3 separate regions of the Homo sapiens genome follow, and all the other regions are linked to region 1. The links are chromatin loops, found by intact Hi-C in ENCODE. Cell type or tissue: heart left ventricle. All regions are shown on one strand. Region 1 overlaps PIP5K1B (phosphatidylinositol-4-phosphate 5-kinase type 1 beta). Region 2 overlaps PIP5K1B (phosphatidylinositol-4-phosphate 5-kinase type 1 beta). Region 3 overlaps PIP5K1B (phosphatidylinositol-4-phosphate 5-kinase type 1 beta).

Region 1 (2,500 bases):
CGCCCACCTCGGCCTCCCAAATTGGGATTACAGGCATGAGCCACTGCACCCGGCTGATTTCCACTTTCTTAAAAGCTAGTTCTGCTCCAGTTTGCCTGGGTCTTTTATTATTATACATCCAGGCGCGGGTTGCCCCTCATTTTTCATTCTTTTCCTCCTAAGACTGGCCTCTCTTCCCTTCCCTTATCCCTCTAGACTCTTCCTATTGCTTCTCTTTGTGGTTTCTATTTTTGTCTTCCTTGTCAGAGAAAGCCAGTGTTTGCCATTTTCTGGAAACTTTCCAACTCTTGGGAATAGTGTTTGAGGAAGAACAGCCTGTAATGGTGTGAACTTGGGGTCTGCGAGGCCCTGAGCCTGCAGAAAACAAACAGCAGACTTAGAAAGAACCAGATTAGAACAAACAAGAACTTTTAGGAAAACAAGTTTAGATCACACCCATGGACCTAGTAAACAGGACTGTTCTCATTCGTGCCATTTCCCCTTCTGGGCTCTGAGGGGGAATGGGAAAATGCTTAAGGACTATTCGGTTTATAAAAAATAAAGCCCCCCAAGTGTGATGAATGGCACGAGTAGGAGTAGGCAGCTGAGGGCCTGGCTTCCCGTGGTCTGCTTCTGCCTCTGCTGGTTTCCAAGGCCTGCTATCACAAATGACCACAGACAGAAATGGATTGTCTCACAGTTCTAGAGGCCGGATGTCTGAAATCAAGGTGTCAGTAGTGCCACACTTCCTCTGAAGGCTCCAGGGGAGGATCCTTCCCTCCCTCTTTTAGCCTCTGGTGGCTCCACATGTCCCTTGGTCCTTTGATCTGCGTCACTGCTGCCATGTTCATATGGCCTTCTTCCCTGTGATGTTCTGTGCCTCTGTGTGGCCTCTCTTCTTATAAGGATGTCACTCATTTGATTTAGGGTTCACCCTAATCCAGTATGACCTCATCTTAACTAATTACATCTGCAAAGACCCTATTTCCAAATAAGGTTACGGTCTGAGGCTCCAAGTGGATAAGAATATTGGGGGGACACAATTCAGCCCACCCCTCTACCTTACCGAGGGACCTGTGAATTAACTGCTCCTTACCACACATAGCCTCGTTTTCTTGTTCACTTCCCTTCTCCCTGGTTGTCACTGTGACGTTAGATAGATGTTTCCAAATTAGTTTGTATTCCTCACAAAGAGGTATCAGGTAAATGACTATATGAACAGAGTCAGTCACCTGTTGGGGACATAATTTGTGTTCGAAGTAAAATCCCTGGGGGTGGACTGAGGCATTGGTATTTTTTAAACCTCTACACACACCAGAGCTGAGATCCCCTGAGCTTATTAACAGGGTCCTTCAGCTCTGAGCATCCTGGAATTCTTGTATGCTAATGTAAGGGGGAACCGTGTGACTCCCCTGGCAAGATAGCTGTCCCATTACACGTGCCTCTAATGTAGAAGCAAAGCCTAGGAAGCTCCTACACCCTCAAGTTTATGATCTGGGCTTGCCAATGAGTTCCTGCTTTCAGCAAGCCCTCTACTGCCACCTACTGATAATCAAGGCGGGGAAGGAGTGATGGAGCCCCTAGAGTTGAAACGTAATGAAGAGCAAGTGTGTGTCTCAATGGAGTTCCCACTCCATGTACTTGATTGTAGCCTTTCAGTGTTGTACGTGCAAGGTCAGCAGGCGGCGGGGGTATGTCCTTCAGAGGTCAAAGGCAGCTTACTCTGACAGGCCCAGCTCCACCACCTTTCAAGTTGGACTGGAGGCTACAATTACAATGTGGCGCAAAAATGAAGGTGTTACCTTCCCTCAGGTCCAAGTGTGCCCCCCTCATCCATCAAGGCCAGTTCTGCTTGAGCCTTTTTGAAAGGCTCCCTTGGCAGATTGGGATTCAACACAGAAAATGCTTCTTTCTACTGTTTAGGCAGCAATTTTAACAAAGTATCAACAAATCTGGGGTGGAGAAAGCCATTCTTCACCTTCGGTCTTCCACAGGTCCTCGCCTACAGCCATGGAACTCCCAGGTGATTGTGGCTTTTGAAGTAACTTTAGTAGAGAACAGAATTAAATATAATAAGATAAAAATATGTGGGGTTTTTTTAAAGACTTCCTAAATCCCAGTGGTTGCTATTTTATTAGTTTTCTAGGGCTGCTGTAACAAAGTACCCCAGATTTGGTGTCTTGAACAGAAATTTCTTTTCTTGTCATTCTGGAGGCCAGAAGTTCAAGATCAAGGTGTTGGCAGGGTGGATTCCTTCTGAGGGCTGTGAGGCAAGGATCTGTTCTAGCCTTTCGCTGGTTTGTAGGTGGCCTTCATCTCCCTATGTCTTCACATCACATCTTCCCCCTGTACGTGTCTGTATCCAAAATTCCCCTTTGCATAAGGACATCAGCCATATTGAATTAGGGCCCAACCTGTGGCCTCGTTTTAATCTGATTACCTCTATAAAGACCCTGCCTCCAAATAAGGTCACATTCTGTGGTGACAACAGTTAGGACTTTTAACATAGAAATTTTAGGGG
Region 2 (2,500 bases), 100 kb before region 1:
AAAAAAAAAAGCAAATGTAAAAGAGCCATTGCTCAGGATTTGTCTATTTATTAGTGTTTCCTGAGCTCAGGACTGAGACCGCGAGGTCAAACCAAACTTTTCATCACAAGTGAGACCCTGGAGATTTGCCTTTTTATTTTTTATTCTTTGGCAGGTTTGTTGTTCTAAGGAACATAAAGGTCAAGGTAGAGGTATCCTGAGGCTAACTCCCTCTTACTCACTGCATTTGCAGTTGTACAAGACACAGATCCTGGACATTCTTCAAAATATGTACATCTGCCTTCAGAAAGGCTTCTCTTGGGCTGGTATGGGAGTGTGTAAATGCTGAGCTGTAGGGGAACTCAGCTCCCTTCCCTGATCTGTCCTGACCATGACCAAGTCCTCTGGGATCTGGATTCAACAGCTGGTGCTCTGAGCAGAGCTGCCTCAAGGAAAGCCTATTTCTGGAATGGTGAATATTAATATTTAATAGTCAAGGGCCTCTTAGTAAATCGTATGAATGCTGTGAACTCTCCTCCCCCCAAAAAATGCCCATCCTCGTGATGGATCGTGAATCTCTTGGAGCCCGTTGTTCCTTCCCTTCCTTCTTCCCCAAGGCTCAGAATCCCCTTCCTAGAGTTACCTCTCTCTCTCTTCAGGTCATCCTCTGAAAGGCCAACTCACTGGATGATTGCAATAGGATATGTGGTTGACATCGCCCCAATATTGCCCTTGCTTTGCAGAGCTGAGCCTCAGTGCTGGCTGAGGGGCTGCAGAGACCCAGAGGGTCTGCAAGGTTAGTCTGAGCTGAGGCCAGCACCTATCAATCAGGAATCTCCTCTGCTAAAATTCCTGTGAGACAGTATGGCTAAGGCTCTAGAAACAAACCAGTTAGAGAAATGTATTACTGTATCAGCACCCCAGGCAGAGAAAGGTGAACTAAACCTATATTAGGATATATGCTTCTATTCACTTATCAGCACATATTGCAAGCACACTACATGCCAAGCATGAGGTGCACGACCTTTATTTTTTATCAATTGCCATACAGTCTAGTATGTGCAATGATATTATATTGTGAAGATTAGAGTAGGGAACATTGTAGCTTGCTTTTAAAGGATGAGAAGCTTTCTCCGGATAGGCAAAGCAGTAGAAGCATATTTCTAGGATAAGAGAACAATAGGTATGAAACAATGGGTGTGAAATAGCACAATGTGTTCCGGGAGCTATAGTTGTTTGGTTTTGGGGCAGTTAATAGGGAGAGCATGTGGGGTAGAAGAGGAAAGTGGCCACATAATATGAGAGCCACATATTGTCAGAAGACCCTTTCTGGTGGTGCCAGGGAGCTCTTAAGGACTTAGCAGTAGCAAATCCAAGAATCCCAGACCTTTGGACCCCAGCTTCTTTGTTGTTCCCAGACGGATTTGTTAAGCCTCTTAACCTATGGCTGACCTCCCCCTGCTTCTTGGCGCCCCCACCTCTCCTTTCATATTTTGGCTTGACATCTCAGACCCTGGAATTCTATTTCCTTTAGCATGAGTGCTGGCCGGAAGGGCCAGCTTGACCTAGCTTATTCCCTGCTCCCCATGGACTGCTTCCCTGACTGCCAATCAGAGCTGCCGTTTCTGAGCTCTGCGTCTGAAAAGACCTGAACAGCCTCATCCTGCACTGAGTCCTCCTGACACATACCATCTTCTCCTGGCATCCTTGTGGCAGCCCCTGAGTCCCTTTGCCTGGCTTCCCCAAGCCCAGTCCCAGACCCCTGTGTATAATAAGCCTGCCCTTTGGGATGGTTCATTCCTGACCAACTCCTCCATGTAGCACATTGGCCACTTGGAACTATTCTAGAAAACTGATCTTCTTTTATGCCTCAACCCTGCTGAGCCCAATTCCCCCACAGGATCAGAGGGCTCTTTCCAAAAGCAGGCATCCAGATGTCAGGTTCTGCACCCCATCTCCACATTGCTATTCCCCATTGGCTGTGTGTGGTGGGGGAGAAATGGATATGTAAATGATGAGTCCCCTTTCTTGAAGGCTTTCCTATCCCTTGGTCTGACCCTCTATATGCTCACTGCCACAGCCATCCATACCCACAAGTTAATTTGAGCCAAGGAAAGAGTGGTGACATTGAGTACTACAAAGACATCACAGATCACTTGCTATCAAAACCAGAAAGCAGGATTTATTCAAACCATCCCCAATGGCTCCCACGTGACAGACAAGCTGAGATGCGTGTCCTATTTGAAAACTGCTCATCCCAGGTACCCCTTCATCTTCCGCCAGGCCTGCACCTCTTCTAGTCTTCTGTGACCCAGGGAACATGACCATCGTGCAGCCAGATACCCAGATCTGCACCCTGAAGCTACTCCTTCCTCCCTCCTCTCCCTCTTTCCCTGCATGCAGTAAAATCACCATGTCCCAGTCTGCCTACCAAATAACTCATGGCTCTGCCCCCTCCTCACTGTAGGCACAGCCACTGCTTTTATTGAGACCGTGGTTATTCATCACCTGGAGTTTTGCT
Region 3 (2,500 bases), 72 kb before region 1:
TTGGTGAGCCTCCCTTAGGAGACTCCCCATCTTGGGAGGTTTTTCTTTCTTAGGGGCATATAAATTAATGGTACAATCAATGGCATCTTCAGTTTCATAAAATATGGCATGTGTCGCAGATTTTTCCGGTTTGGATAATTTTTCAGGTTTTTAATGGAACAAGTTGTTTAACTCACGGGTAATCAAATCTATTGACATTTTCTCATTTTGATTTTATTATCTATTTTTTAATAATAGCTTTATTGAGATATAATTAAGATGTGTATGCTTCACCCTTTTAAAGTGTACAGGCCTATGATTCTTGATTTATTCACAGTTATGCAATCATCACCATTTTCTAATTTTTTAAATTTATTTATTTATTTATTTTGAGATGGTGCCTCACTCTGTCGCCCAGGTTGGAGTGCAATGGCGCAATCTTGGCTTACTGCAACCTCTGCCTCCTGGGTTCAAGTGATTCTCCTTTCTTAGCCTCCCAAATAGCTGGGATTACAGGCATGAGCCACCACACCCAGCTAATTTTTGTATTTTTAGTAGAGATGGGGTATCACCATGTTGGCCAGGCTGGTCTTGAACTGCTGACCTCAGGTGATCTACCCGCCTCAGCCTCCCAAAGTGCTCAGATACAGGCATGAGCCACCATGCCCAGCGATTTTCTAATTTTAGAACATTTTCATTACCCCAAAAAGAAACCCCATACCCATTAGCAGTCACTCCCCATTCCGTCCTCTTCCCAGCCCCTGGCAACTACTGATTTACTTTCTGTCTCTATGGTTTTGCCTATTCTGGCATTTCATATAAATCATATAATGTGAACTTTTCTGTTTGGCTTTTTGCACTTAACAGAATATTTTTGAGGTTTATCTGTAGCCTCGTAGCATGTACCAGTAATTTATTCTTTTTATTGCAGAATATTCCATTATATTGATATACCATAGTTTGTTTATTCATCAGTTGATGGATATTTGGGATGTTTCCATTTTGGCCATTATGAATAATGCTGTTACGAACATTCATGGACAAGGTTTTGTATGGGCATGTATTTTCATTTCTTCTGAATATGTACCTAGAAGTGGAATTGCTGGGTCAGATGGTAACTCTCTGATAACATTTTGAGGAACTGTCAAACTCCTTTCCAAAGCAGCTGTGTCATTTTACAATCCCACCAGCAACATATACGAGTTCCAGTTTCTCTACATCCTCACTGACATATGTTATTGCCTGTCTTTTTTTCTTTTGGCTATCCTGGTAGGTATGAAGTAGTATCTCACTGTAGTTTTGATTTGCATTTCTCTAATGACTAATGGTATTAAACATCTTGTATGTGCTTATTAGCAATTTATATCTTCTTTGGAGAAATGCTCACTCAAACCCTTTGCCCATTTTTAGTTGTCTTTTTATTATTGAGTTGTAAGAGTTCTTTGTATATTCTGGACACAAGTCCGTTATCAGATATATGATTTGCAAATATTTTCTTCCATTCTGTGGGTTGTCTTTTTACTTTTTTGATAGTGTCTTTTGAAGCACAAAATTTTTTAATTTTGATGTCCAATTTTTTTCCTTTTGTTGCTGGTGTCTTTGGTGTGATCTAAGAAAGCATTGCCTAACCCAAGGTCATGAAGATTTACTTTCATGTTTTCTTTGAAGAGTTTTATAGTCTTAGCTCTTACATTTAGGTTTGTGATTCATTCTGATTTAATTTTTTTGTATATGATATGAGGTAGAGTCTATCTTCATTCTTTTGCATGTGGGATAGCCGGTTGTTTCACCACCATTTGTTGAAAAGCCTATTCTTTCCCCTTATTGAATTATCTTGGCACTCTTATTGAAAATCATGAGAGAACATAAACCAGACAAAAAAAAAAGGAAAAGAAAGTCGATTGACCACAATTATAATAAGGATTTACTTCTTGACTCTCACATCTGTTCTATTGATCAATATGCCTACCCTCATAGCAGTACCATACTATCCTCATTACTTCTGGTTTGTATTGTTAAGTTTCATAATCAAGAAGTGTGAGTCTTTCAGCTACTCTTTTTCATACTGTTTTGGCTATTCTGGGTTCCTTGTATGTCCCTATGAATTTTATAATCAGTTTGTTAATTTCTGGGGGAAAAAGGGTAGCTGGTAGTTTGATAAAGATAGTGTTGAATTTGGGGAGTGTTGCCATCTTATATCTTACATCCCATAAATGTGGGATTCTTTTTAGTTAAGCCTTATGCTTACAAAGGACTTCACCATTGAATAATCAGATAAATGTTCACCCATATTTTTCTTTTACCTTTTATAGATTGTTGTTTATGTTTTCTTTTCTTTAATCTATGTTGTATTCATTTTGGTGTATGAAGTGAGGGAGATCTAACCTTGTTTTTTCACAGGTAGTTAACTATTGTCCTAATACCACTTATTGAATAAGATATTTCACTTCAAAGCACAGTCAAGTACTTTATCACTTTTGTTTATTGCGTAGGTAGTAGTGATAATGTTTATAGTGCTGCT

What was found. Peaks named below come from ENCODE experiments on the same cell type or tissue, not always from the same donor. Only the 100,000 strongest peaks of a DNase experiment are listed, where the experiment ranks them.
Region 2: a loop joins it to region 1, with 2.8 times the contacts of the local background. A loop is called at or near these places in 9 of 110 quality-filtered maps.
Region 3: a loop joins it to region 1, with 2.9 times the contacts of the local background. A loop is called at or near these places in 8 of 110 quality-filtered maps.

What each region holds. Positions count from the first base shown.
Region 1 is chr9:68,998,297-69,000,796 of GRCh38, forward strand. The region is part of intron 15 of PIP5K1B (phosphatidylinositol-4-phosphate 5-kinase type 1 beta); the gene reads left to right. Among named protein-coding and RNA genes, the nearest start is that of PRKACG, 15 kb to the right of the region's middle. RefSeq lists an enhancer at 768-897. In heart left ventricle, a CTCF peak has its summit at 1,531 (motif pointing left); no DNase peak of the experiment used is centred here; H3K27ac peaks cover 1,231 bases.
Region 2 is chr9:68,896,354-68,898,853 of GRCh38, forward strand. The region is part of intron 8 of PIP5K1B (phosphatidylinositol-4-phosphate 5-kinase type 1 beta); the gene reads left to right. Among named protein-coding and RNA genes, the nearest start is that of PRKACG, 120 kb to the right of the region's middle. In heart left ventricle, no CTCF peak of the experiment used is centred here; no DNase peak of the experiment used is centred here; H3K27ac peaks cover 592 bases.
Region 3 is chr9:68,926,220-68,928,719 of GRCh38, forward strand. All of the region lies in intron 12 of PIP5K1B (phosphatidylinositol-4-phosphate 5-kinase type 1 beta), which reads left to right. Among named protein-coding and RNA genes, the nearest start is that of PRKACG, 87 kb to the right of the region's middle. In heart left ventricle, no CTCF peak of the experiment used is centred here; no DNase peak of the experiment used is centred here.